2 separate regions of the Homo sapiens genome follow, and region 1 is linked to region 2. The links are chromatin loops, found by intact Hi-C in ENCODE. Cell type or tissue: endothelial cell of umbilical vein. All regions are shown on one strand. Each heading gives the region's core, and the rest is flanking DNA. Links, peaks and the distances in the headings are about the cores only.

Region 1 (8,383 bases), core at 165-8,164, 140 kb after region 2:
ACAGGAGTAAGAAAAAAACTAATGTGGTCAAGATGGAGCACAGACTCTAACCCCTTTCACTAAGGGTACAGAGCTGAGGATGGAGAGTCTTTCTGCACATCAGTGTTTGGGTAACTAGTCATGGTAGGCCAGCTGCTGATGGAAGCGACTTCAACTCTGTGTCTCAGCAGCAGGAAGGTGGGGCTCTACCACACAGACATTAGGGACCCAGGATTCTTCTAATTTGTGTCTTGGTCATCCTTAGGGCCTCAGAGTCCCTCTAACAGGGAAGTTGCCATGTGAAAGCCATACCTATTGTTAACTGCCTCACTCCAGGTGTGACATAGATCTCTGCCACTGTCATTTCATTGGTGAGGATTTGTCTCAAGACAACACTGAGAGGCAAGAGTGGTGCACATATAATATAGCTAAATGCCAGAATAAAAATAAATAAGATTTGGTGAATATATAGCATTTTCTCTGACACTCTAACTGATTCATAGTGGATCACAATTTTTATCTCATTATTCAAAATATTTATTCTTCTTTGTCAGTATAGAGTGGAAAGACATGCTCTCAACATTGTAGGGGATGGTATTTCTTTATTGGCACTAGAATCTTTCCTGAAAGAGCTATGGTTAAGTGAAGTGTTTCCAACATGCTTATTTTTGTAATGAATAATCCAAGTTTAGGACAGGTAAACTAATGGCTTCCCAAAGATGTCCACATTCTAATCTCCAGAACCTTTGAATTTGATACTTTACATGGAAAAAGGGACTTTGCAGATGGGATTAAATTAAGGATCTTGAGATGCAAAGATTAGCCCGGAATTATTCAGGTGGGCCCAATATAAGGGCAAGGTGAGGTGCCTTATAGGTGAAAGAGGGTGGCAGGAGAGTTAGAGTCAGAGAAGGAGACATGATGACAGAGCAGAGATCAGAGTGATGTGATATGAGAAAGACTCCACTGGACATTAATTACTTTGAAGATGAACAAATTTTAAAAAGGCAAGGAAATAGGCCAGCCCAGTTATGCTGATACATGATTTTAGCCCAGGAAAACCCAGAGGTCACCCAGTGACCTTGACAACAGTAAGATAATATATTTGTGTTGTGTTAAGCCAAGTCTGTGGTCATTTGTTACAGCAATAATATGAAAATAATACAGAGGGAAAGGACCAAAATCAGTAATAGCTAATATTTATTGAGTGTACACTGTGTTCCAAGCATTGTTCCAAGCCTTACAATTGTTAACACATTTAATCCTTTAATACTATTTTTAGTCCCATGAGGCAATGAGAAAATGGGTACAGAGAGGCTAAGAAACTTTCCCAAAGTCACACAACTAGTAAGTAAAAGAGCTACAATATTTATCCACCACTAGGATCATATCATTAAAGAAAAGTTTGATATGATAGATTAACTAAAACACATACACATCAGACACACACACAGGCACTGCAATATTTTGCAACTCCTTCCTTCAAAAACCCATGAGCTGAGATTGCTAATATTATTTTCAGCAAATCTATAAAACTGAAAGCTAATCTACACTGTTTGGAATCTATTTTTCCAACCAACCCTTATATCTGGGCTTGTTCATGTGATTTGTTTTGTCCAATAGAACAGCAGCAACATAATAAAAGCAGAAGCTTTAAAAAGAGCTTGCACACTGGAGTTTGCCCTCTCTTGTTTTTGGAACCCAGTCACCACGGAGAGAAAAAGCCAGAGCTGCCTATCAGATGTTAGAAATACGTGGTTCAGTTGCCCCATCACCTGATCCAAACTCCAAATAGGTGACTGAAGCCATCTTAGACCAACAAGCCTCAATCAGCCCTCTGACTATACCACATGAGTGAGTCTAGATAGGACATGCAGAAGAACCATCCAGCTGAGCCCAGACCAAATGGCCAGCAGAATAAAATCATGACAACAAATAATGTAGCAAAAACTAATTCAAAAACATGGGCCATTGAGAAGTTATAACACTTTGGAAATATATTCAACATCTCAGGCCTTTTTAGCTAACTCTTGCTGACTCCTAACGAATTAGTATTGGGGTTGGTGATTGAATTAATTCGCTACCTTCCAAATCTCTTTATAGGTTTTCTGAAAATAAAAGTAGCAATCTCAACCACTGTGCTCTTAAATAAAAGGAAAGGTACTACTTTTAACCAAAATCATAACTGGCATAATAGGAATATCTGTAAAAAAATTTAAAATACCTATTTAGCATTAACAACATGCAGTTTTATTAAAATGCTTAGCACTTTTGTCTATGAAGATCTTAATGTCTTTTTGCCATAGTCCTCCAGTTTTGAGTTTAATATCTTTAACAAACAGAAACTCTATTTTATTTTTTGAAGAAAAAAAAGTTCAGACATAACTTAGGACATTATAAAGCAGTTTTTTAAAAAAACACAGAAAAGTTTTCTAGGAGTAAGTACTATGGAAGAATTACAGGACCCCAACAGAAAAGGCCCATAATTGTTGCTGCCACATCAATGCAATTTACTATAGTGCATTTTTGACCCAAAGCCAGTCCATCACCATACCCCAGATTTTTAAATGTTTAAGATGAAAACTTACGATTCCAGAAACCACACCATTGCAGTTCTTTAACAGACTCTATTCCATTATTCAAAGTAGTTTATATGATCCTAGAGTCACCAGAAAATCTTATAACTTGCCTCTGGTTCCACTAGGGAAATTATGCTTCCCTATTTTTCCACAACCTTCTAAAGCAACTGTACAAAAATCAAATTGTTTTTCTAGAAGTCACCAATAACGTTTCACATTTTAAGCAACACAAAAAAAGAAGCCTGGGTTCCAGCTCACACAGTGATTTATGACTAACCCCTTCTGAGCAATTCCTATTTATACATTCATTTGTCGTGTCCTCGGGTGCTATATTTTTGGCAGCATCACTGGACACAATATAGAGGGTCCCAATTTTCCCCCTGAATCTTAAGAAAACACTTGGCAGAAGTGAAATGATACTGCCTTTTAATTTTCTTGTAGAAATCTGCGGTTTGTGTAACATGACTCAGTCTAGTTCTGATTAATGGGGATGCATTTTGTTCCCTGCAATAGCCAAGTCCACAGGTATTAAAAGCTCTCACAATCCAAATATTGGAATTAAATGCAAAGCCCTGAGCTCAGAATTTACTGCTCTAAGGAAGAGATTACAAAGGAATTTGAAATAAATCCAGTGGTAAATTTAAGGAAGTTCCTGAGCTATTGTTTCCTCCTGCAATGGATGCCTGCGACCCTGGCTTGATAAACTGCTTGGATAAGAACTGGCCCCAAAGTAACCTTTGTACTAGCAGTGATGTAAGGAATGACTCCCTGTAACTAAGGGAGTATCACATATGAATTTGGGGGCCGATATACAAGATAGGATTATCCTGTTAAGACTGTCAATAGTGAGGTCATGCCTGATGTCAGTCACCCTCAGACAGGAAGGCTGAACACAGAAACCATTCCTCTCAAAGCATCACTCTGACCACATTAGTATGGCTGCTCAAATTGTGATAGCTATTTGATGCCTATGAAAATAAGTTAAAAGACCTTAGCTGGACGTTAAAGTATCCTCCAACATTTAAATTCTCAAACCCCATTTTCAGGCATTACGTTTCCTTTTTGTGATCTGACTTCTTATCCTTTCCTTCCCCCTGCCATTGTTCATCATGTTTTCCCTTACTGGAAATAGCATCTTTTAGGTTTCAAGGCTCTCCAGTGCTACTTCCTCATTGTTATGATCCTCTTGCCCTCAGCTAGAAGTGACGTCTTTATCCTTTTAAATGCTAGCATTTTCTGCACTTTTTAAAAATAAGTTTTATTGTGTATATTTAAGTTACACAACATAAGATACATACATATAGTAAAATGGCTACTATAGTGAACCAAATTAACATATTCTTTATCTCACATAGTTACCCATTCCCCCCGCCATTGTCCCATGGCAAGAGCACCTATAAGCTACTCATTTAGCAAAAATACTAAATATAATACACTATTATTAACTATAGTCCCTCATGCTTTACACTAGATCTTTTGATTTGTTCATCTTACATAGTTGATACATTGTATCCTTTGACCTACATCTTCCCTTTTCTCCCCTGCCATCCCAACCATGGTAATCATTGTTTTATTCACTATCTCTATATATAAGACATATTTTTATTTCACGTATAAGTGAGATCATGCAATATTTGTTCCTTTTTCTATGTCTGGCTAATTTTACTTAGCATGTCTTTCAGATCCTTCTGTGTTGCATCAAGTGGAAGGATCTCCTTTTTTAAGGCTGAATAATATTCCATTGTATATCTATACCACAGTTTCTGCATCCTTTCACCCATCAATGGACATCTAGATTCTTTCCACATCTTAGCTATTGTGAATAATTCTGGAATGAACATGGGAGTGAAGATACCTTTATGAGGTGGCAGTTTCACTTATTTTGGGTACGTACCTTAAAGACATATTACAGGGTCACATCGTAGTTCAATTTTGTATTTCTTTAGGAACTTCCATATTGTTTGTCTTTGTGGCTGCACTAGTCTGCATTTCCATCAACAGTGTACAAGGGTTGCCTTTCTCCACACCCTTGTCAACATTTGCTGTCTCTTGTCCTTTTGATAATAGCTACCCTAACAGGTGTGAGGTGGTATATCAGAGCAGTTTTGATTTGTGTTTCCCTGAAGACTAATGATGTTGAGCACATTTTCATGTACTTATCGATTATTTCTATGTCATATTTGGAGAAATGCCTATTAAAGTCACTTGGCCATTTTTTAATTGGCGGCTTTTGTTATTAAATTATGAGTTCTTTATAAATCTTGGATATTAACCTGTTATCTGATACATAGTTTGCAAATTTTTTTTACAATCTACAGGTTGCCTTTTTATTTTGTGGCTTGCTTTCCTTGATGGGCAGATGATTTTTTATTTGATATGGTCTCATTTACTTATTTTTGCTATTGCAGCCTGAGCTTTTGGTGCAATAGCCAAGAAATCATTGCCAAGGCCAATGTCAAGGACCTTTTTCCCTGTTTTTTCCCCTCTATTTTTTATTTTTATTGAGTCAAGATTTTACTCTTTTACCCAAGCTGCAGTGTAGTGGTGTGATCACAACTCACTGTAGCCTCCACCTCCAAGTATCAAGAAATCCTCCTGTCTCAGCCCCCAAAAGTGCTGGTATTATAGGCATGAGTCACTGTGCCTAGCTTCTTCTAGTAGTTTTATAACTTCAGTACTTATATGTATTTCTTTCATCCATTTTGAATTAATATTTGTGTGTGGTATAAGGGTCAAATTTCATTTATTTTGCATAGGGAAACCCAGTTATTCCAGCATCACTTATACAGCTATGTGGAATCCAGAAAACTCTCTCAGCTGGGTCTAGTGCCTGTGAGGACTATAGGAGCCCCTAGTGGTGAGAACTGTAGGTATCTAAAGTAGTGATGGAGGCTGCTGAGTGCTATCGTCTACCTTTTCCTCACAGACAGAAGTCCCTCCTGGTTCCAAGGTGATCCTATCTGGGGAATGGGTTAGGGAAGGTGAGTTGTTTCCTTCCATCCTCTAGGTAGTCATCCTGGGTTTCTGTTCTCTACAGGATTTATGCTACTCCTTTGATGTACTCCAGTGCTCTCCTTTAGCTATTTTCCTTAAAAACGTTTGTTTATTTATTTCTTTGGCTGTCTGTGTGAGAGGGACAAGCACTAGGAGCTTCTTTCTAGTTGGCCATCTTGCTAATGTTCTCAAATGTTCTACACTGTGATAGGACTTCTGTATTACATTGCTTATATTGCCATAACAAAATACCATAGACTGCATGGCTTAAACAAGAGAAATTAATTTTCTTATAGTTTTGGAGGCTAGAAGTTCAGAATCAAGGTTCCAACTGATTCAGTATCAGGTGGAGTCTCTCTTCCAGGCTTGTTGATGGCCATCTTCTTGCTACGTCCTCACATGGCCTTTCCTTGGTGGGAGCAAGCAGGTGGAAGGAGCTCTTTCATGTTTCTTTTTATAAGATCTTTAATCCTACAGGATCAGGGCTCTATCATGTGGCTTCATTTGACCTTAAATACTCCCTTAGAGGCCCTATCTCCAACCAAATATAGCTACTCTGGGGGCTAGAGCATCAACATGAATTTTGAGGAGACACATTTTGTCCATAATAAATTCTTTTTTTTTTTTTTTCTTTTTGAGACAGAATCTCACTCTGTCACCCAGGCTGGAGAGCAGTGGTACAATCTCAGCTCACTGCAACTTCTGCCTCCCAGGTACAAGTGATTCTCATGCCTCAGCCACCCGAGTAGCTGAGATTACAGGCCTGCCCCACCATACCTGGCTAATTTTTGTAATTTTTAGTATAGAGAGATTTTGCCATGTTGGCCAGGCAGATCTCAAACTCCTGACTTCGGCCTCCCAAACTGCTGGGATTATAAGTGTGAGTCACTATGCCTGGCCTCCTATTAATGATTTATTTAATTCATTCAACAATATTTATTAACAACACTGTGCCACTCTACTAGGCACTGGAAATAGAAAGAAGACTAAAGAATAGTGTTTGATCTTAATGATTCAAAAACTGGTAGAGGAGACAGGAATATAAAATAATACATTATTACAGCAAAAGGTAATTAGCATGATCAGTCACTATAGGGATGTAATCTTACCTCCCCATTTGAGACTTAAGCTCTTTGGGCTAAGTGTAAAACATGTCACCTGAGAGAAGATGAGTAGAGATTTCAGTCCCTGACTCTTGATGAGATGTTTACCTCTACGGAAACTCAAATGTTGTCTCCAAGGAATATATACCTATATAAAGGACATTCCAGAAAAATGCTCCCTTTTTCTTACTAGCCCTGTCCTCGGCTAGAGTCCCTATGTGGTTCTGTACCAGGCAATGCTGAGTTAAATAACTGAGGCCCTTTTATATCATTTTATATCACACCTCACCCCACCCCATCCCATATCTAATGTGGAACTTATCTAAACTACTCATTCCAGGCATTCTTCTGACTGGGAAACTCCTTATTACATTTGGCCTTCCAAAGGCAAGGCAGTTCCCAAGATGCCACTTGCAGACCTAATCTTAGCGTGACCTTAGTCTGAGGGAGTACAGGGTGAGTCACAAAGTAGATCCAAGTTTAACCATGCATCTTCCTGAAAGTACACTACTCTCTATGGTGGCTCCATTGTGCATACTTTAAAAAATCTGGCTGGGCACGGTGGCTCATGCCTGTAATCCCAGCACTCTGGGAGGCCGAGGCAGGTGGATCATCTGAGGTCAGAAGTTCGAGACCAGCCTGGCCAATATGGTGAAACCCAGTTTCTGCTAAAAATACAAAAATTAGCTGGGTGTGGTGGTGTGCACCTGTAGTTCCAGCTGCTCGGGAGGCTGAGGCAGGAGAATCACTTGAACCTGGGAGGTGGAGGTTGCAGTGAGCCAAGATAGAGCCATTGCACTCCAGCCTGGGTGACAAAAGAGAAACTCCGTCTCCAAAGAAAAAAAAAATCTGTTTTGTCCTTGAACTGGAACAGAGTTCTCCTTTCCTGAGCAGTAGGGGGTAAAAGAGAGCTACAGACATTGAGATCTCCCTAGAGACAGAGTGAGTGACTCACATCAAGGCCTATCACTGATTTATCTCCACATGTATCACAATACTTAGCCCAGCACCTGGTCCACAGTAGGTGCTCAGACAGTGCTTATTAACTGACTAAGAGAAGCAATTACTGTCGTATTCCCTGCCAATGACCTTATTTACTTTTCTTAGATATGGGCATAAACAAACCATGTAATTTAATGTCTGTAATTGCACTTGACAATCACTGAACTAATCTCTCACACATTCTTACTCCATCTGAGTATCATATACATAACTGGATTAAAACATCATCTGTAATGCACAGTAACTGTAGGGCTCCCGGAAGACTTCTTCAGACAAGATACCTGCTGCTTTACTGCCCACATTCAGCAATAGCCCAGATTGCCGAAACTAGCTATGCAGACTTCTCATCAACAAGCTTGTTGTAGCAACTACTCCTTCAGCACATAAGCATCTCGGAATGGAGTGTTGATCATATTGCATAACACTTGCCAGAGAAGGATCAGTGCATCAGAAAAGTGAAAAGGACAGACTGTCCTGATCTCTATCTTAACCTCCGAGCTAATTGGCAAGCAGATTTCCACTAAATTTATCCATCTCTCAACAATTTATGGAGGTAGTTTTGTATGCTAAGGCCTGGATTAAGATCTTTCTCCAACATCTTGTTGTTAAAAATTACAAACATAAAGGAAAGTTGGAAATATTTAACTGCAAACACTCACATTTCTGCCACTTAAATTCTATAATTAACATTTTCTTTACTCACTTTATTGCATACTATTTGTTGCT
Region 2 (8,383 bases), core at 273-8,272:
TGAGGGCCTGCCTCTGCCTCCTGCATCCAGTGAGGTTTCAGGAAGGGAGGGCTAATACGAGGTATGTATATTGACACCCCTACAGTTTGCATAGCTCTCTGACCATACATCCCTCCCCTACTGAGTTCAAATAAAGTTTCAAAATCATTTTCTCAATGTTTTTGCTCTAGGTAGTCACTACCAATCTATCAGAGTTGGCTCTCAAGTTGAAACTTACTTGTCATTCCAGATTCATAATCAGACTGTGACAAAGAGTCTCTCTGGCATGGCTTCTGATGTCTTTTTTAAATTAATTAATGCTTGGAATGTTGAAGTCAGCTAGAGGAAATATCAAGAACAGGAAGATTTCACACATTCATTCCAAAAACTTTCAGAAATTCATATAATTAAATGCATACGATGACCAAAGCACTTGGTGTCTACGAGTTTCCTTGTAGCTACTGAGCTGCATCTACAAGCTTCCTCAGTTCTCTGTGAGTTTTCATGACAACTCCTGCTATCTATAGCTATCTGCATCTGTCTTTCTAATATATAGGGGGGAAAGTCACTCTTAATAGCTTAGTCTTTGAGACTACATTTTGTATATCGTAAATTTTGTATATTGACTTTATGTTACATATGTTTAGGCTCGTTAACATTTATTTTTAGGCATTTCATATTGTTGATGTTATTGTAATTGTATCATTTTTATTTTAATTTTCATTATTTGTGGCTAGTGCATTAGTCAGTTTGGGCTATCATAATAAGATACCATACACTACGTGGCTTAAATAATGGAAATTTATTTACTCACAGTTCTGGAAGGTAGAAGTCCAAAATCAAGGTGCTAGCAGGATTAGTGTCTGGTGAGGCTTTTTTTTTTCCTGGCTTAAAGATGGCCACCTTCTCACTGTGTCCTCATGTGGCCTTTCCTCAGTGTACTCATGAGGGGGAGGGGAAGAGATATCCCTCCGGTATCTCTTCCTCTTCTTATAAGGACACCTGTTCTATTGGAGTAAGGCCAATTATGACCTCACTTAAACTTTATTACCCCAAGCACCCCTTTCTCCAAATACAGCCACATTGAAGGCCAGGGTTTCAACATATGAGTTTTAAGGGGACGGAATTCAATCCATAACAGCTGGTATACAAAAATAAAATTACTTCTTATATGCAGTAGTTCTCCTTTCCTCATAGGTTTGCTTTCCTCAGTTTCAGTTAGCTGTGGTCAACCTTGGTCTGAAAATAGGTGCATATAGTAACAATAGGATAGTTAGAGAGAGAGAGGGTCACATTCACATGACTTTTATTACAGTATATTACAATATATTGGCATAATTGTTCTATTTTATTATTAATTATTGCTGTTAATCTTTTACTCTGCACAATTCACTAAATTTCATCGTATGTATGTTTAGGAAAATATATTAGGCAGGGCACGGTGGCTCAAGCCTGTGATCCCAGCACTTTAGGAGGCCGAGATAGGTGGATCACCTGAGGTCAGGAGTTCGAGACCAGCCTGGCCAACATGACGAAACCACGTCTCTACTAAAAATACAAAAATTAGCCTGGCATGGTGGCAGGTGCCTGTAATCCCAGCTACTCAGGAGGCTGAGGCTGGAGAATCACTTGAATCCAGGAGGAGGAGTTTGGAATAAGCCAAGATCACACCACTGCACTCCAGCCTAGGAGACAGAGCGAAACTCCGTCTCAAAAAAAAAAAAAAAAAGGAAAAATATGTTGTATATTTAGGGTTTGGTACTATTCATGATTGTAGGCATCCACTTGGGGTTTTGAAACTTATCCCCTGCAAATAGGAGGAAACTATTGTTTCTGACTTGATATGAAGCCTTGCTAAACACGCATATTAGTTTTAGTAGCATTTTTGTAGATTACTTAGAATTTTTTACTTAGACCACTTTTTGATGGGGTTGTTTGTTTTTTTCTTGTAAATTTGTTTGAGTTCATTGTAGATTCTGGATATTAGCCCTTTGTCAGATGAGTAGGTTGCGAAAATTTTCTCCCATGTTGTAGGTTGCCTGTTCACTCTGATGGTAGTTTCTTTTGCTGTGCAGAAGCTCTTGAGTTTAATTAGATCCCATTTGTCAATTTTGGCTTTTGTTGCCATTGCTTTTGGTGTTTTGGACATGAAGTCCTTGCCCACGCAGACACTTCTCAAAAGAAGACATTTATGCAGCCAAAAAACACATGAAGAAATGCTCATCATCACTGGCCATCAGAGAAATGCAAATCAAAACCACTATGAGATATCATCTCACACCAGTTAGAATGGCAATCATTAAAAAGTCAGGAAACAACAGGTGCTGGAGAGGATGTGGAGAAATAGGAACACTTTTACACTGTTGGTGGGACTGTAAACTAGTTCAACCATTGTGGAAGTCAGTGTGGCGATTCCTCAGGGATCTAGAACTAGAAATACCATTTGACCCAGCCATCCCATTACTGGGTATATACCCAAAGGACTATAAATCATGCTGCTATAAAGACACATGCACACGTATGTTTATTGCGGCACTATTCATAATAGCAAAGACTTGGAACCAACCCAAATGTCCAACAATGATAGACTGGATTAAGAAAATGTGGCACATATACACCATGGAATACTATGCAGCCATAAAAAACGATGAGTTCATGTCCTTTGTAGGGACATGGATGAAATTGGAAACCATCATTCTCAGTAAACTATCGCAAGAACAAAAAACCAAACACCGCATATTCTCACTCATAGGTGGGAATTGAACAATGAGATCACATGGACACAGGAAGGGGAATATCACACTCTGGGGACTGTGGTGGGGTCGGGGGAGGGGGGAGGGATAGCATTGGGAGATATACCTAATGCTAGATGACACGTTAGTGGGTGCAGCGCACCAGCGTGGCACATGTATACATATGTAACTAACCTGCACAATGTGCACATGTACCCTAAAACTTAGAGTATAATAAAAAAAAAAAATTTTAAAAAAAAAAAAAAGAATTTTTTACTTAGACAACCAGGCTGTCTGCAAATAGAGTTTTGCTTCTTTCTCTTCAATCTGAATGGGTTTCATTTCTTGTCCGACCTTCTTGCATTGGCTAATACCTTCATAGGACATTGAAGTGGTGAGATTGGACAGCCTTACACTTGAGCTTAAGAAAAAAGGCTTCAGTTTTTCCCCACCAATTGTGATGTTAGCAGAAGGTTTTTCAAGATGCCCTTAATCAGGTTGAAGTTGAGGAAAATCCCATTGATTATTAGTATGCCAGGAATTGTTAATAAGCTCCTTGAAGACACTTTGTCTCTTTCTCTTCATAATAATTGCACCAAGCAATCTCTTGCACATAGTAGGCATTCAATAAATAATTATGAATTATATTGAGAGGAAATTGATGAAATTTCATCAATTCTTTTGAAGAATCTAAAAGGGAAATATATTTTTGAAAAAACAAAGTCTGGACACATGACTCAACACATAGTCATTTTTTGCCTCATGATGAAAAGAATGCTTTATTTCTGTAATTTTTATTTGGTGCAGAGCTAGATATACAAGATTTGTGTGTGTATGTGTGTGTGTGTGAGAGAGAGAGAGAGATTGTCTTGTAAATGTAATTGCACTAAATGAATTGCATAAAGACTATTGCATTCTAGAAATGCAAAATAATATCAACAGACTGAATGAAACAATGGTATCAAAGACCACAATATATAACTTACCTATTTATAATCCAGTCCATCATATAATAATAACCTACATATAACCATCCGTATTTAATCTGGTCCTTTTAGAATTTTGAAATGCTCTCTAGAATTGCCTTTTTTTCTACTTCAATGAGAAATATGTGTGATTTGTTCAGCTGCTGTCTCTCTGCCATCCCCACCCCCAGCACTGTGCAACACAGCCCCTTCTCTCAGCTGGCAAGCACAGGCCCCAGATGCCAAGCTGTGGAAGATATTTATCTGCTGCATCTGGTTCCTTAGCAGATTCGACAGGCCTCTGTGCTGGCAGCTTCAGAAATGCCTTTGGGCTTGTCACATGTTGAAAACTCCCAACTGGCTGTCTGAATTGGCAACCATGCTTTGGCTCACTGGAGAGAAGAGAGAAATGGTGCTTTTTGTCCATCTACTGATAACCTCTCATGTAAGTGATCGTTGGCTTCTGATCTGAAAAAGTACGTTCCCAAAGGGCAGTGCAGACTTTGGGGCTTAATTTCATCCTCCTGATACAAACTCACAAGTAGTATATGACTGAGTTTTGTTTCCTTGGCCAGAGAGGAAATCCCTAGCAATTTGGACCTCAGCATGTCTATCCTGAAATTAAATTCAGAAAGCGTCAGCATTTTAGAATTGGCATTTTAAAATTAAGAGTCAGCTAATCCATCCCCTTTATTTATCTGATGAAGAAACTCAGGCTCTGAAAGGCGAAGGGATTTGGCCAGGGTACACAGCAAGCAGGACAAAGGACGAGATTCACCCTGGGTGAATACTGGGAGTGGGGAAATACGAAAGCAAAAAGGAGCAGGTATTTCTGTTTGGAGAAGCTGTGGAGAAGGAACCCTTTGGAGACTGCATGGCAGGCTGTAGCAGAGCAGCGAGCCTGCAGACAGGGACACTTATGCCCTAAGGCTGATGCTGCCACATCCAAGCTAAGTGACCTTATGTAAGTGACCTAACCTCTAGGCCTGAGTTCCAACACCTGAAAACAAGAAGGAGTTAACCATAGTTCCTAATTTATTTGATTGTTGTGAGGATGAAATTAGATCACGCATAATGTACCTTACAAGGCTATGCTCATTTTTTTCAGTAAATGTTTATTGAGAGCTTACCATGTGGTAGACATTATTCAAAAGACTTGATAAATAATGATTCTCAATCATTTGGGACATGAAATCAGTAAATGAGGGCAGACCTGTAAAACCAGGACAAGAGAGTGAATTTCCGGAGTGGTTTCCTGTCGAGAGGCACGCAGACAGCGAGTGTGTTCTTACACATACACACAATGCATCTACGGCCGCAGCATTTGTTCTAATTCCCTGAGCTGCAGTGAGCTCTGGATTCCAGCAGGGGACATCCATAGCCCAGACAAGGGAAACTGGGGCCAGCTCAGCCTTAGAGGTGATGAATGAAAATGATAAATCACTCAGACATGAGCCTGAGACTGGCCTGTTCTGATACTCATTCCATAAAGACGAAAGTTCTGGAAGGGATGACCCTCACAGGCTTCGTTAGCTCTGAGTTTGTAGAATGTCAATGAATTTCAAGTTCTCTTAATCCTGAATTTGCAAGCTGAGGTCCCGTGGAGTTTTGTCCATGTTAAAGGGACATAATTCCTTTCTCCCCAGGGCAGATCAAAGGAACCAGGTTTTGATGACTTACAGCTCACACAAGGTCATCCTGGGAAAACAGATCCTGAGAAGTACTGCAGAGCTTGTGAAGTACTGCACTGGCTGGTGTCTGGATTCTAGAGTTTATGATCTGCTCCAAAGCCAGAGAGGTGATGACTAGAAGGTAGATATGAATTGGGGACAGTGGTGTGCTGATAAATATTTAACAACCAGCTCCCTGGGGGAAAAATATGTGCATATGTACATGTACATAAGTTTATTATACATTTCACTCATATACAGGACAAGTAGCACACAATTTACATGTTATATATATAAAATATACAATAATCTTTATTATAAATTCCATATAGCTAATTGATTCTCATAGAATACATTAGTTAATTTCTGTTGAACTCTTGTATTCATGGCCAAGCTATTATTGCAATCCAACCATTATTTGACAATATCAGCCTGCAAATAAACGTTTAAATACTGTCTGGTTCAGCAAAAATGTCTCTTACTTCACTGATCAACAAGTGTGATTGTGAAATGAATGGTGCTTGATATTTTCATTTATGTTAACTGGGAGCAAAAAAGTGAATGGACAAAGGCATATATTAAAACTTCACTTGTTTGTTAATGGTATTAGCCGAATCTTTGTTAAATTCACTAATAGTGTTAAATCCACTAATACTGAAAAATATTTCCTGTTATTTATGTTGTTTATGACTCAATAGTCACAGACAGAATACAGCATTATTAACCTATCAAGTCTAGCGAAATCATCAAAACAATACATCAAGCCCTGACTTACAGCATTTGCCAATTTTCATGGTATAAATATTTCCACCATGGTTGATTTCAAAATCAAGGTAATGTCATTGAACACGAAATTGAAAAGAGATTCATAGTAGTATATCATTACATAACGTTTCTACCATATGCTTAAAATAGACATAACCTCAAAAACTTAATAAAATATAGTAAATTAATTATGAAGTTATGGATTTTAAAATGTTTTCATTGTTACATATTTGTATATACTTATGGGGTACATGTGTAGAAAGTGATGGATTTTATTTACTTTCTTATTCACAAAACCTAGAGAATAATCAATCTTATTTTAAAAATATCTACCTTACATAGTGTTTAAAACACAGTAACATTTGTTGCATAATAATTATAATTATAAAGGAGGGGAAAAAAACAAGAGCCAGGTGAGCATCTAAAAAACAACTTTATCTAAAATGTTAAAAAAATTATGGAGAAATTATCATATACAAGTCACTGTCCTAAAACCTTTATATGAATTAAATTATATAATCATCACATTGATTATAAGGGGCATATATTATTTCCCCCAGATGAGAGTCTCTATCTAACAGATTAGAATATAAGTCTCAGCGGAGTAAAGTGACTTGCTCAAGTACATCCAGCTAGCAAACAGTAAGGCCAGGATAAGAAAACAATCTGACTTTAAGGATTGTGCAACAAACAAGATATCAGCAGTTAACAAAATGTTGGTCTGGAAAAATAAAATAAAATAGCAATTGGTCTGGGAGGAAGCCTGAACTTGAAAGTGACATCTACCCTTGGTTCTGCTGTATGAATTTGAACAAATCATATCACTTATCTGAACTTGCTACATAAATAAAGCTGGATTTTTGTGAGTCTATGAAATGTACCCTATTCCATTTTAAAGCTGTGATGCTAGGGGCAGAATGGATTGCTAAAGAAGATGGTGTGATCTGGCTGCTAGTAACATCACAAATAACAACAGCTCATATGATGGAATGATATTTGGAATTAACCACTGTGTCCAATTCTTATTTACCATATCTCCCTTGGTAGGGTAAATAAGAATTACCATTCTTCCTGTATTCCTCATCCCAAAGCAAGTTTTTAGATCAGAAGCAGAGTACCATATGAGAAATTTTTTGTTGTTCAATTTAAAGATCTATGGTCAAGGTGTTAGGAGCAAGAGATCTGTTCCTTCCCTTGACTATCTGAAGGTTCCACAGTAAAGCTGATAATCAGGCAGGCATAGAGTCTACAAAGGGAGAATGCTGACTCATTGGGAGCAAATGTCCTGCAGCTGCTGGTGCCAGGGAGCAGCACAAGGCCATGGAAGGCCTTTCTGGGATAGCAGATTTTCTGTTTGAGAAAGCACGGTACATCGCTTGGAAAATTAGGTGATCCTTCTCACTGTAGCCTGATAAGGATGACCTGCTGACTATATCTAGATCATTGCCCATTGCCCAGCAACATGTCAGTTCCCTGTCTCTCCGTCCCATGGAGAGTTTTCCACCCATTTTCAATGGTCCAGAGCACTGTTAAGCCTCTGGAATCTGTTGTGGGGCCCTGGACATAGAAGGATGAGTCAACTTGCTAGGGCAAAGGAGAACTGGACCAGAGAAACTGAAGCTCTATTAGGAGCTCAGACACCAGTGGGACACATCTCCCACCCTCCTCTTATCTAGCACTCTGTGCACTCATATTATACACATCCCTTGAGATGTATTTGATCCCATTGGGACTCTGGACATACCTCTATCACAGCACTTTTTACTTTGTGTGCTTTCTTCCCATAGAATGTGGGCTACTTCAGAGAACTATTTGTGTCTTACTTCATGTTGTATCTGTAGAACTCAGTATAGCAACTAGAATAAAGAAGGTGCTGAAAGAAAATAACAAAACTGTAGAATGAATGAATAAACTCTAAGGGGAAGGAAGTATTAATAGGATACTCGGTTAACAGATGAGGAAATTGAAGCACAAAGAAGATGTGAATTGCCCCACAGTGGCTAATTTGAGTCAAAGAATGTCCAGAATCTCAAATATATGATTCCCTTTCCAATACTCATTTTTTTGACACACTGTTAACTCAGTGAGTTGAGGTCAGTTAAATCATTCTAATTTATACTCTTATTTTTACTTCACAAGTTTCTCAATTCTGAAGTATGGCAGAATTTGACAAGTTTTTTTTTTAATGATAAGGCTGAAACCATAATTTTTAGGCAAGAATTCTGGAAACCAGAGGGAGAAAGCTATTCAACAAAGATGAATAAAAAGATTT

The links. Hi-C counts contacts between places; a loop is a spot of excess contacts. Peaks named below come from ENCODE experiments on the same cell type or tissue, not always from the same donor. Only the 100,000 strongest peaks of a DNase experiment are listed, where the experiment ranks them.
Region 1: a loop joins it to region 2, with 3 times the contacts of the local background. A loop is called at or near these places in 3 of 110 quality-filtered maps.

Annotation. Positions count from the first base shown.
Region 1 is chr1:60,420,303-60,428,685 of GRCh38, forward strand. No RefSeq gene overlaps it. Among named protein-coding and RNA genes, the nearest start is that of LINC01748, 200 kb to the right of the region's middle. In endothelial cell of umbilical vein, for the core only: a CTCF peak has its summit at 5,412; a DNase peak (open chromatin) is centred at 3,319; H3K27ac peaks cover 468 bases.
Region 2 is chr1:60,276,498-60,284,880 of GRCh38, forward strand. It overlaps LOC105378761 (a long non-coding RNA gene), which reads right to left and starts at 598. Exons shown (of 3, transcript XR_947431.2): 1 at 218-598. It overlaps LOC107985379 (a long non-coding RNA gene), which reads left to right and starts at 3,966. Exons shown (of 4, transcript XR_001738093.1): 1 at 3,966-4,121; 2 at 5,323-5,488. In endothelial cell of umbilical vein, for the core only: a CTCF peak has its summit at 5,022; DNase peaks (open chromatin) are centred at 3,954 and 5,044; H3K27ac peaks cover 2,304 bases.